2 separate regions of the Homo sapiens genome follow, and region 2 is linked to region 1. A link is an interaction called in ENCODE POLR2A ChIA-PET data of the cell type or tissue named here. Cell type or tissue: PC-9. All regions are shown on one strand. Links, peaks and the distances in the headings refer to the core of each region. The heading gives the core; the rest is flanking DNA. Region 1 overlaps LOC105372657 (a long non-coding RNA gene). Region 2 has its middle 37 kb from the start of CEBPB-AS1.

Region 1 (5,372 bases), core at 229-5,228:
GCGTAGGTAGGATTCGAACCCAGGCCCTGCAGACAGCAGAGACTGGCGCTGCTGAGAGTCGACTGTGGAACACGGGGCTTTTTCTGGCTCTGTCCTTTTCTGGCCTTTCTTTAAGAGGCAGCACCAGCAGCTGGATTCCACTTTGAGTTGCAGTGTGTCCTGGGGTTGGAACTCTGGGAAAATCCCAACAGCAAGCATCCCGGGCTGCCTCCTGCAGGTGCATGGGTTGAAGACATCTATGCAGAGGCTGGACTTGTCCAGGAAGGGGTGGGAGGCATAGATATCAGGGCCTTCGGCCCCCCAGGAGCCATGAGGTGCAAAGAGATGCCTGCAAGGCCCCTTGCCTAGGCTGCCTCGCCAGCTAGAAGCTTCTGAGCCACTCTCCAGTCCTCTGCTTATCATTCCCATCAAACTCATGAGCTGGGCCTGGCGGACACACCCCCTCAACACCTCACTCCAGCTCCTGGCCTGACCTGGCCCCAGCCTCGCCTCCTCCTCATCTCCCTGCACCGCCCTCACCCCTAGGATCCATTCTCCACACAGGATTAGGGGGAGCCTGCTAGGACCCAAGGCTGACAGTGCCCCTCCCTTGGTGAAACACTTTTGAGGGCTCCCCACTGCTCTTGGACTAACCCCCTAAGTCTTGTTGCAGCCTCCGTGGCCTTGCATGGTGTCTCTCAGTAATCTCTGCACTTGCCGGCCTCCCCTCTGTCTCCAGAACCTACTCAGACAGTTTCCACCTCAGGACCTTTGCATTCTCTGTGCCCTTTGCCTCGACTTCTCTGCCACTGGATCATACAGCCGTATCATCCTAGTCCACACTGTGGCCAGAGCAAGCTTCCTGAACCCTGCATCTCAGCAGGTCCTCTGCTGCCTAAGTCTTCTCTTGGGCTGAACACCCCATCCCCAAATCCAAAGCCCTGGATGGGGCTGAGGCTGCCTGCGCCCCCTCCAGCCTCCTCTCCTGAGCTTCTTTTAGTGCCCCCAAAGGCCTGCCTTTGTGCCAGGGTTTCTCAGCCTCGGGCTGGACCATTCTCCATTGCAGGGCTGTCCTGTGCTCTGAAGGACACTAAGCAGCGTCCAAGGCCTTGGTCCACTGGATGCCAGCAGCACCTTCCCCAGTTGTGAAAACTAACATCTCCAGACCACCAAATGTTCCCGGGGAGAACAAAATCACCGCAGTCGGGACCCCCTGGGCGAGGCTTTTGTCCCTGCTGTGCTCTCTTTTGGGGACACTCCCCACCAGCCCTCTGCACCCACCCTGCTCAGCCCTCTGTGTATTTCACAACCCTTAGATGCCACCTGCGAGGAACCTTCCCAGCCCAGGCAGGTCAGGAGGCTTCTGGGTGCTCCCACAATGCCTTATACTCATCATCGGAGACCTGATGATGCCATCTTGTAATTGTCAGGGGGCATGTTGGCCCACCCCTCACCCCGCCCCTGGGGATGTCAGCTCCACAAGGGCGGGCTCCATGTCTGCTCTGTCCTCCACCGCGTGACACGCACAAGCACCGAGCACAGGGCCTGGCGCGAAGGGGATGCTCAGTTCACATTTCACCATCTCTCCACTTGTCTCTGCCTCTGTCCTCATTCATCACAAACACACCCCAAGTCCACACATGTGTGGGTGCCGCGAGTGCTGACAAGAATCAGACGTGGTTCCTGCCCTCAGCCCACTCACACTAGCGGGCAACACAACACAGTAGGGGAGCCACAGGGGACCTGGCAGCTCCAAAGAGGCATCTGATCCAAACTATGGGGAAGAAGGGAGGGTCAAGATGGGCTTCCTGGGGGAGGTGACGTCTGGATGACTGAAAGGATGAAAAGGAGGATCAGCAAAAATAGTGCCAGGATACGGGGTACCCAACGTAGTGAATGTCCTAAATGCCACTGACTTGTTCACTTTAAAATGTTTAATCGCATGTCACATGAATTTCACCTCAATTATTACAAATAAAAAAATAGTGCAAATAGAGGGACTAGAATGTGTAAATGTCTGGTGGACAGAAACTGAAGGTCATTTCACTGGAGCTGCAGGTCAAAGGAGCAGATATTGGAAGTGGTGATGAGACAGGAGAGCTGGCCAGGGGCCCTGTGGCCACAGAGAGGAGTCTGGGCTTTTTCTTGAGTGAGTGGGAGTCACAGAAGGTCGTAGGCAGAGGAAGGAATGTGGAGAAGAGAGTGGGTGAGGCTGGAAGCAGGAAGAGCAGAGAAGGGGCGATGGCCACAGTCCACGGGTGAGAGGGAGGAGCCTGGCCCAGGGCTTGGCCAGGGAGGTGAGGAGATGTGGTTGGATATAGGAGATATTTAGGGCATAAACCCGACAGTTACGATGGTGTAGATGTGGAAGGTGAGAGGGGAGCATCACGGACAATGTCCGTGTTGCCTCAGTCAGGAACCCATCCAGGACCTGCCCCCATGTCCCCCAAGAGCCTTCTATGCGGGGGCAGGTGCAGGGACCCAGCTCTGTGCTTCCCTCCTCAGGGGCTCTGCCTCCCCCAAGGCTCTGTAAGGGGTGGTCTTGGCACTCCCATGACCTTCTGTGTGACCTCTGGCTAATCTCTTGGCCTCTCTGGGCCTGTTTCTGGGGCATCTTTGTCTACTCTTCCGGGAGGAGTGAGAGGCACTCCGCCCAGGCAGAGGACCTTGAAGAACCTGTCCTGCAGGGTGAGGCCCTCACCCGCCCCTCCTGGGGTACTCAGCAGGTGAGGGGACACCTGGTGCACAGCCTGGGCAAGAGACCCAGCTCCACCACGCCCTGCACGGCTGACTGGCCTCTGCTCACCTGAGGGACGCTGGGGTCCAATCCTCCAATCCCAGGGGCTGTGCCCCCAGGCCCAGCCTGGGATTCTGAGCCTCACACTCTGGCCAGGCCTGGGGGATGAACACCCTCCGTCAGCAGCCTGGGGTCAAGGGCATGAGGGCTGGAGCCAGGGCCTTGGGGCAAATCCCAGCTCTGCCCCTTCCTGCTGAGCTGCCTTACGCAAGTGACTCAACCTCTCTGATGCCCAAAGAAAGAGATCTGTCATGGAGGCTACATCCCACACAAGTGGGGCTTTTCCACACGGGGTGGGTATGAGTCCCGGTTCACACACTGGCACTGTGGAGTTTCTTTGTGTTTTCACAAATGGAACTGATTTTCCATCTTGTGTCGTGGTTATGCCAGGCTGGAGGAGGCTTCATCTGACGGTGATTCCCACCCTCGCCACCACCCCACTCCACTTTTCCTGGGAAGGCTCTGGGTCCCCTGGCCTTTCATGAGGCCAAGGTGTTGGGGATAGGAATGAGGACAGAGGCACTGGTGTTGGGTGTCGTCTTCCCACCAGGCATTGCCTGACACAGGCTGGTCCCCCCCCTGAGGCCCTGCGTGGTTCTGTGCCTGCCCCTTCTCCATTGCCCCTGGTCCTGGGGGTCATTTGGCTGCTTCCTGGCTACTTCAAGGGCTGGTTGGAGGCTGCCTTTCCAGAATCCTGGAAAAGCTGCTTCTACCTGAGGTTCTGGGCCTCACTGGGCTCAGCCCCAGGCTGGGGGCCACCCCTGACACCCCGTCTCTGTACCTATCCTGCGACCCTGGCTCTGATTCTGGGTGGGGGAACCTTGCTCTCTGCAAGACGTGAGTTCTTCCTGCTCTTCTCAACTTTTGAAACTCAAAAGCCAGGAAGCCTCCTGGGATCCCCGTACTTGGTGTCCCCGCCCTTCCCGGAGGCACTGAGTACAGACTTACAGTGGGGAAGGACGGAAGGGAGAAAGGAAGAGAGCAGGGGCCTAGGTGGGTGCAGGGCAGGGAAGAGAGGCCAGTTCTGCAGCCTCCCCAGACAGTGGCCCTCGGGATCCCTTTACATTTTAAAAAACTGCTGAGAACCCCAAGGAGCTCTTCTTGCTTGTGTGGATTCTATCAGTCGATACTCACGTTAGAAATGAAAACTAAGAAATGTATAACATATTTATTTATTCACTCAAATGTAATAATAAATCCATTACATGAACATAACATTTTTTATAATAAATACCTATGCATTTTAAAATGGACAAATTTAATGAGAAAAGTGGCATTTGTTGGATTGTGGATATTTCTGCATCTCTCTGTAACAGCTGGCCTCTGGGGGACAGCGGGTCCTCACACTTGCTTCTGCAGTGGATCTGCTGTGAGACTTTGTTTAGGATGAAGTACCTGAGAAAACCTGGCTTCCAAAGGCACATCGTTGGAAAAAGGGAGGATATTGTCACATTGTGAAATACATGTATATTGAGACGGAGTCTCACTCTGTCGCCCAGGCTGGAGTGCAGTGGCGTAATCTAGGCTCACTGCAGCCTCCGGCTCCTGGGTTCAAGTGATTCTCCTGCCTCAGCCTCCCGAGTAGCTGGGATTACAGACATCTGCTGCCATGCCCGGCTAATTTTGGTATTTTTAGTAGAAATGGAGTTTCACCATGTTGGCCAGGCTGGTCTCTAACTCCCGACCTCAGGTGATTTGCCTGCCTCGGCCTCCCAGAGTGCTGGGATTACACGCATGAGCCACTACACCCAGCCATGAATAGTCTTTAATGCTACACAAAAACTAATCAGTGGTAATGTCTTAAATTCAGATGCAATGTGGAATCTAAACATCTATCAATGAACTTTTCAAACTCTTTACACTCATGTGAGAATGAGAGTAAACAGGGCAAATAATCCTACGAACCCCTTAATGGGTCTTGGGGACCCCTAGGGATCTTCGGACCACACTTTTAGAACTGTTGTGTTCTCTACAATGGACACGAACTCATCATTTTTTATGGCTGCATAGTATTCCATGGTGTATATGTGCCACATTTTCTTAATCCAGTCTATCATTGTTGGACATTTGGGTTGGTTCCAAGTCTTCGCTATTGTGAATAGTGCCGCAATAAACATACGTGTGCATGTGTCTTTATAGCAGCATGATTTATAATCCTTTGGGTATATACCCAGTAATGGGATTGCTGGGTCAAACGGTATTTCTAGGGACATGGATGAAGCTGGAAACCATCATTCTCAGCAAACTATCGCAAGGACAAAAAACCAAACACCGCATGTTCTCACTCATAGGTGGGAATTGAACAGTGAGAACACATGGACACAGGAAGGGGAACATCACACATCAGGCCTGTTGTGAGGTGGGGGGAGTGGGGAGGGATAGCATTTGGAGGTATACCTAATGTTAAATGATGAGTTACTGGGTGCAGCACACCAACATGGCACATGTATACATATGTAACTAACCTGCACGTTGTGCACATGTACCCTAAAACTTAAAGTACAATAATAAAAAAAAAAAAGAACTGTTGTGTTCTCAAAGAGAAGTATCCCAGCAGTCAGAAAGCTGCTGGTTGACCCCCACCAGGGACATACCA
Region 2 (5,372 bases), core at 262-5,261, 130 kb before region 1:
CTTCTTGCCCTCTGCCTGTGTTTTCTTCCTCCTTTTCTTGGTAAAACCACTGCCTTTTCTGATTGCTAAAGCTCCTCCTAGGGAGCAGGTGGGTGGCAGGGGAGACCCCACCATCCCACAGAACCGTCTCCACCGCTTCCCCATCCCTCCCACTCTCACCACGCCAGGCTGAGGTCACTGAGCACGAGGCCTGGATGGCAGACATGGTCAAGGTTGGGGGTTTAATTAATCATCAGGGAGCAGGCAGGGCTCTGGCTGGTCCAGGGCCCCTTGTCTGGGTATAGGCTGGTGGGTAGACTAGGGGAGGTCAAAGTAAATATTCTGGGAATGACGTTGCTTGCAGCCCATGGCAAACACAAACATGGAAAAGCCTATGGGGATGTGCAGTAATGGGGATGGGGTGGCAGAGGCGGGGATGGGGTGGCAGAGACAGGGATGAGTCTTGAGAGGCTTCATGGAGGAGGTGTGTCTGGAGCCAGGTTTGTAGATGGGAGATGAAGGACATGGGTGCTGGGGCCAGCTACCCTGGGCTTGAATCTCAGCTCTGCACCTTTCCCACTGTGTGAACTTGGTCAGGTTCATGTCCCTCTCTGAACCTCAGTTTCCTCATTTTGAAAATGGAGATGATTGGCTGGGCATGGTGGCTCACGCCTGTAATCCCAGCACTTTGGAAGGCTGAGGTGGCCAGATCACCTGAGGCCAGGAGTTCGAGACCAGCCTGGCCAATATGGTGAAACCCCATCTCTACTAAATACAAAAATTAGCTGGGCATGGTGGTACACACCTGTAGTCCCAGCTTCTCGGGTGGCTGAGGCACAAGAATCACTTGAACCCAGGAGGCAGAGGTTGCAGTGAGCCGAGATCACGCCACTGCAGTCCAGCCTGGGTGACAGACTAAGACTCTGTCTCAAAAAAAAAAAAAAAAAAAGAAAAGAAAATGGAGATGATAATATTTACATCCCCCTCACAGGGTGTGGTGATGACTGAGAGATGATGCAGATGAAGTATATAGAGCAGGGCCAGGCATATAGCTGGTGCACAATACATGCTAGCTATTTTCATTCTTACTAGTGGCATAGTAGAAAGCACTGGAATTTTAGCTTCAGACAGACCTGGGTGTACATTTCAGTGTTCTGCATCTCCCTGTTCTTGAGCAAGCTCCTCGCCTGTTTGAGCCTCAGTGTTCTCACCTGGACTTGGAGATGGTTTCACTTCATGAGGTTTGTGGTGAGGATGAGGCATGAAATTCCTGTAGATTGCTCAGCACAGTGCTGGGCACACGGTAGGCACTCGCTAAGGAGTGGTTGGCATCCACTGGTCTATGGCCCAGTGGTTAAGGCAAGGGTTTGTATATCAGGCAGACCTGGGTCTGAGTCCTGGCTCTGCCCCCATGGGCTGCCGTGAGGATTATATAGAGCTCTAGATGTAAAGTACCCAGTTTGGTTCCTGGTACCTAACAGGTGTGTGGACAGTGGGAATAAAATCAGGATCTTTGTGACTCTGAAGACCAGTGTTAGGCCACCCCGACATCCTGGGTGGGAAGGTGACTTTCTTCCATTGAAAGGTGGGGAAGGCTCTGGCCCTTTCACGGTAAGGAAACAGTTTCAGAGAGGCGACATCACTAGCCTAGGTGGGCACCTGGGTCTGCTTGTCCGTAGAGCTTGTCTTTCCAAAAGGGGAAATCTCTGGGTTGAGGGTGTCCCATGGGGCCCCTTGAGTGTCACTGTGCATGCTGCTGGAACAGCCTTTTTTTTTAAGAGGGTCTTACTCTGTCACCCAGGCTGGAGTGCAGTGGCGCAACCACAGCTCACTGCCTCCTCAACTTCCTGGGCTCAAGTGATCCTCCCACCTCAGCCTCCCGAGTAGCTTGGGACGACAAGACTGCATCATCCGCCTGGCTAATTTTTAATTTAATTTTTTGTAGAGACAGGGTCTTGCTATGCTGCCTGGGCTGGTCTCGATCAGTGATCCTCCTGCCTCGGCCTCCCACAGTGCTGGGATTACAGGCGTGAGCCTCCACACCCTGCCTGGAACACCCTTTTAGTGGTTAATGAAAGCAGGTGACACATACCGTGAAGAAGGCAACTCTTGGCATGAGGTTCTGGGACCCAGCAGTGTTCAGGGCCCGCCACCCCAGACTGGGGACCAGGGCATGGCTTTGTATGTATGGGAGGTGGCTTGGGGTCTTGGGGTTGGGGCAGACCCCAAGAGGCCTGGCCTGGGCCTTTTTCCCTCTATCCAACCAGCCCCACAGCACTCTGTCCAATTGTTTATTTCTTGTTACTGTTGGGCGTTTTGAGGCATTTCTTCCAACTGTCCAGAATCCGAACCTCCTTCCTATGTGTGGAGAATTTTCTGCTGTATGAGGCAGATGTTCTGTCTCCCACAAAGGAGGCTGTGAACATGAGCCTCAGATTCTGCCCCCTGTGGCCAGAGCATGGACAATTAGCTCGGCCATCTAGGTGCACTGTCCTGGGCCCCTGGGGAGTCCATTCAGGGTCCATCCAGAGGCTTCATTTATGCACGTCACGTCCTTCTCCTGCTCAGAATCCTCCCATAGCTCCCCATTGTCCTCAGGATAGACTTCAACTCCTGCCCGTGTCCCGCAAGATTTGACGTGATGGAGCTCCACTGACCGCCCCTCCTCTCCCTTTCACCCCTCCAACCACAGGAACCTCCCTCAGCTAAAGTCAATATGCCGAGCTGGTACCTGCTTCAGGGCCTGTACGTTTGTTGTTTCTTCTGTTACTATATCTCATTTCACAGGTGAGGAAATGGGGCTGGAGGAGGGGAGAAGGAAACAGGGCGTGGTGGAAGGAGAACTCCAACTGAGGTTGGGCTGGCCTTGGCCTGGGCCTCAGCCTTGTGGTAATCACAATCCACGCCAGAGACTGCCTCCTCCAGGAAGTCAAAACAGATCCTTTTTGTAGACGGATCCCTCTCCTTGCCTCTGCTCAGCCTGACTTAGGCATTCTCTCGGGCATTTGGGTGTGTGTGTGTGGAGGTGACATTGCCCCCACAGGGGTGGAAATTAATTCTTATGGGGTAAAAAACATCTTAATTTTTTTATGTATAAAGCGAAGATAGGCCGGGTGCGGTGGCTCATGCCTGTAATCCCAGCACTTTGGGAGGCCGAGGCAGGTGGATCATTTGAGGTCAGGAGTTCAAGACCAGCCTGGCCAGCATGGTGAAACCCTGTCTCTACTAAAAATACAAAAATTAGCTGGGTGTGGTGGCAGGTGCCTGTAATCCCAGCTACTCGGGAGGCTGAGGCAGGAGAATCGCTTGAACTCAGGAGGCGGAGGTTGCAGTGAGCAGAGGTGGCTCCACTGCACTCCAGCCTGGGTGACAGAGCGAGACTCCATCTCAAAAATAAATAAATAAATAAATAAAAATAAACTCACCTTAACTTGATTTGAATCCACGCAATACCTCAACTGAATTCAACTCAACAGAACTCCACTCATTGTGTTTAGTTGAACTCGACTCAGCTTAATGTGTCTCCACTCAACCCTCCTTTGCTCAGTTTGACACAACCCAGCTCATCAGCACGACTGACATCAGCCCTGCGCCCCTCCACTCAGCAGAGCGCAGTTCAGGTGAAAACTCACCTCTACCTGACTCAACTCAACCCAACTAACTCTGCTTAACTCACCTCACCTCCGCTCAGCTCAGCTGACCTCAGTTCACCTCAGTTTACTTCAGCTCAGCGCCACTCACTGCAATCCCACCCACCTCAGCTCAGCTCAAGTCAATCCTGCTCTGTTGAATGCTCAGCTCAGCTCCACCCAGCTCCTCAACACACCTCATCTCAACTTTTACAAGTTTTTTTTTTTTTTTTTTTTTGAGATGGAGTTTCGCTCTTGTTGCCCAGGCTGAAGGGCAATGGCTCGATCTAGGCTCACTGCAACCTCCGCCTCCCAGGTTCAAGTGATTCTCCTGCCTCAGCCTCCCGAGTAGCTGGGATTACAGGCATGTGCCACCACGCCCGGCTAATTTTGTATTTTTAGTAGAGACAGGGTTTCTCCATGTTAGTCAGGCTGGTCTCGAACTCCCAGCCTCAGGTGATCTGTCCACCTTGGGCTCCCAAAGTGTTGGGATTACAGGCGTGAGCCAACGCACCTGGCCAAGTTTTTATTTATTTGTTACCTTTTTAGAGATAGGGTCTTGCTCTGTCACCCAGGTTGGAGTACAATGGCAAGAACATAGCTCACTGCAGCCTCGACTTCCCGGGCTCAAGGAATCCTCTTGCCTCAGCTTCTTGAGTAGCTGGGACTACAGGTACATGCCACCATGCCTGGTTAATTTTCAAATTTTATTTGTTGTAGGGATAGGGTCTCACTATGTTGTCCAGGCTGGTCTCAAACTCCTAGCCTCAAGTGATTCTCCTGCCTTGGCCTCCTCCCACAGTGCTGGGATTACAGGCTTGAGCCACTGCACCTGGCTAAAGTCAGTTTAAGTTAAGTGTATTCACTCGACTCACCTCAACTCTCTCGACTCACAGTAGACCCCCACTGTGATTGCCACCTGCCTTCCCCAGACAGCCTCCAAGCCTTGCAGAGAAGGAGTTAGCCTCCAGGTGTTCCCAGTTTAGCTGGGGACCCTGACATGTCCTTTCAGCTGGTGCTGTCATATGGGAAACACAGGGCACCGCATGAGCAGTCTGTGGCAGCCCCAGAAAGCCCCAGATGGTTCCCCACAGAAGGAAGAGTCAGCGCAGGCAGAACAGTGGGAGGAAGGGTGTCCTGGGCAGAGGGAACAGCACGTGCAAAGTGGCCGAGGCAGGGTGGATGGAACCCTCTGAGACCCAGAGGTTGCTCCAGCTGGAGGGAGGAGTGGAGAATGAGGATGGTGTAAGTGTGGCCGGGGGACAGGCACAATCCCCCAGGGAGGACCTGGCCTGGACAGGGGGAGACACTGCAGTACTGAGCAGAGAAGTGTCATTTTAAACACCTTCCTGGCTGCTGGGGGACGCATAGAGCTCAGAGGTGAGACTGGACTTATTGTGTAGGGACAGAGCCGAGAAATCCAGCGCTAGGGGGCTGGTGGGGAGCAGACAGGTGGGGAGCTTAAGGAGAGAGTTTAGGAAATTAACCATAAAAATGACCAGAAATTGAGCACTTATTCTGGTCCAGTCCTTGTTTCCTTACCTTACAGGTATCAATGAATTTAATCCTCACAACGATTCCATGAGGTAGGTATTATTATCAACCCTATTTTGTAGATGAGGAAACTGAGGCCCAGAGAGGCCAAGACATCCTAAGGAGCGGAACTGGGACCTGAACACAGGCTTTGGTGCTCCAGAGGCCTCAGGAGCAGCCGGACATCTTATGCAAAATGCCCATGGCAGGTGCCTCCTGGAGGCCGGCCCC

Evidence for each region. Peaks named below come from ENCODE experiments on the same cell type or tissue, not always from the same donor. Only the 100,000 strongest peaks of a DNase experiment are listed, where the experiment ranks them.
Region 2: POLR2A ChIA-PET joins it to region 1 with 9 read pairs; 4 of 35 experiments call an interaction of 5 or more read pairs at or near these places.

The regions. Positions count from the first base shown.
Region 1 is chr20:50,357,615-50,362,986 of GRCh38, forward strand. All of the region lies in intron 1 of LOC105372657 (a long non-coding RNA gene), which reads left to right. Among named protein-coding and RNA genes, the nearest start is that of LINC01271, 39 kb to the left of the region's middle. In PC-9, for the core only: no CTCF peak of the experiment used is centred there; a DNase peak (open chromatin) is centred at 2,697.
Region 2 is chr20:50,226,681-50,232,052 of GRCh38, forward strand. No RefSeq gene overlaps it. Among named protein-coding and RNA genes, the nearest start is that of CEBPB-AS1, 37 kb to the left of the region's middle. RefSeq lists an enhancer at 1-166. In PC-9, for the core only: no CTCF peak of the experiment used is centred there; a DNase peak (open chromatin) is centred at 2,781; H3K27ac peaks cover 624 bases.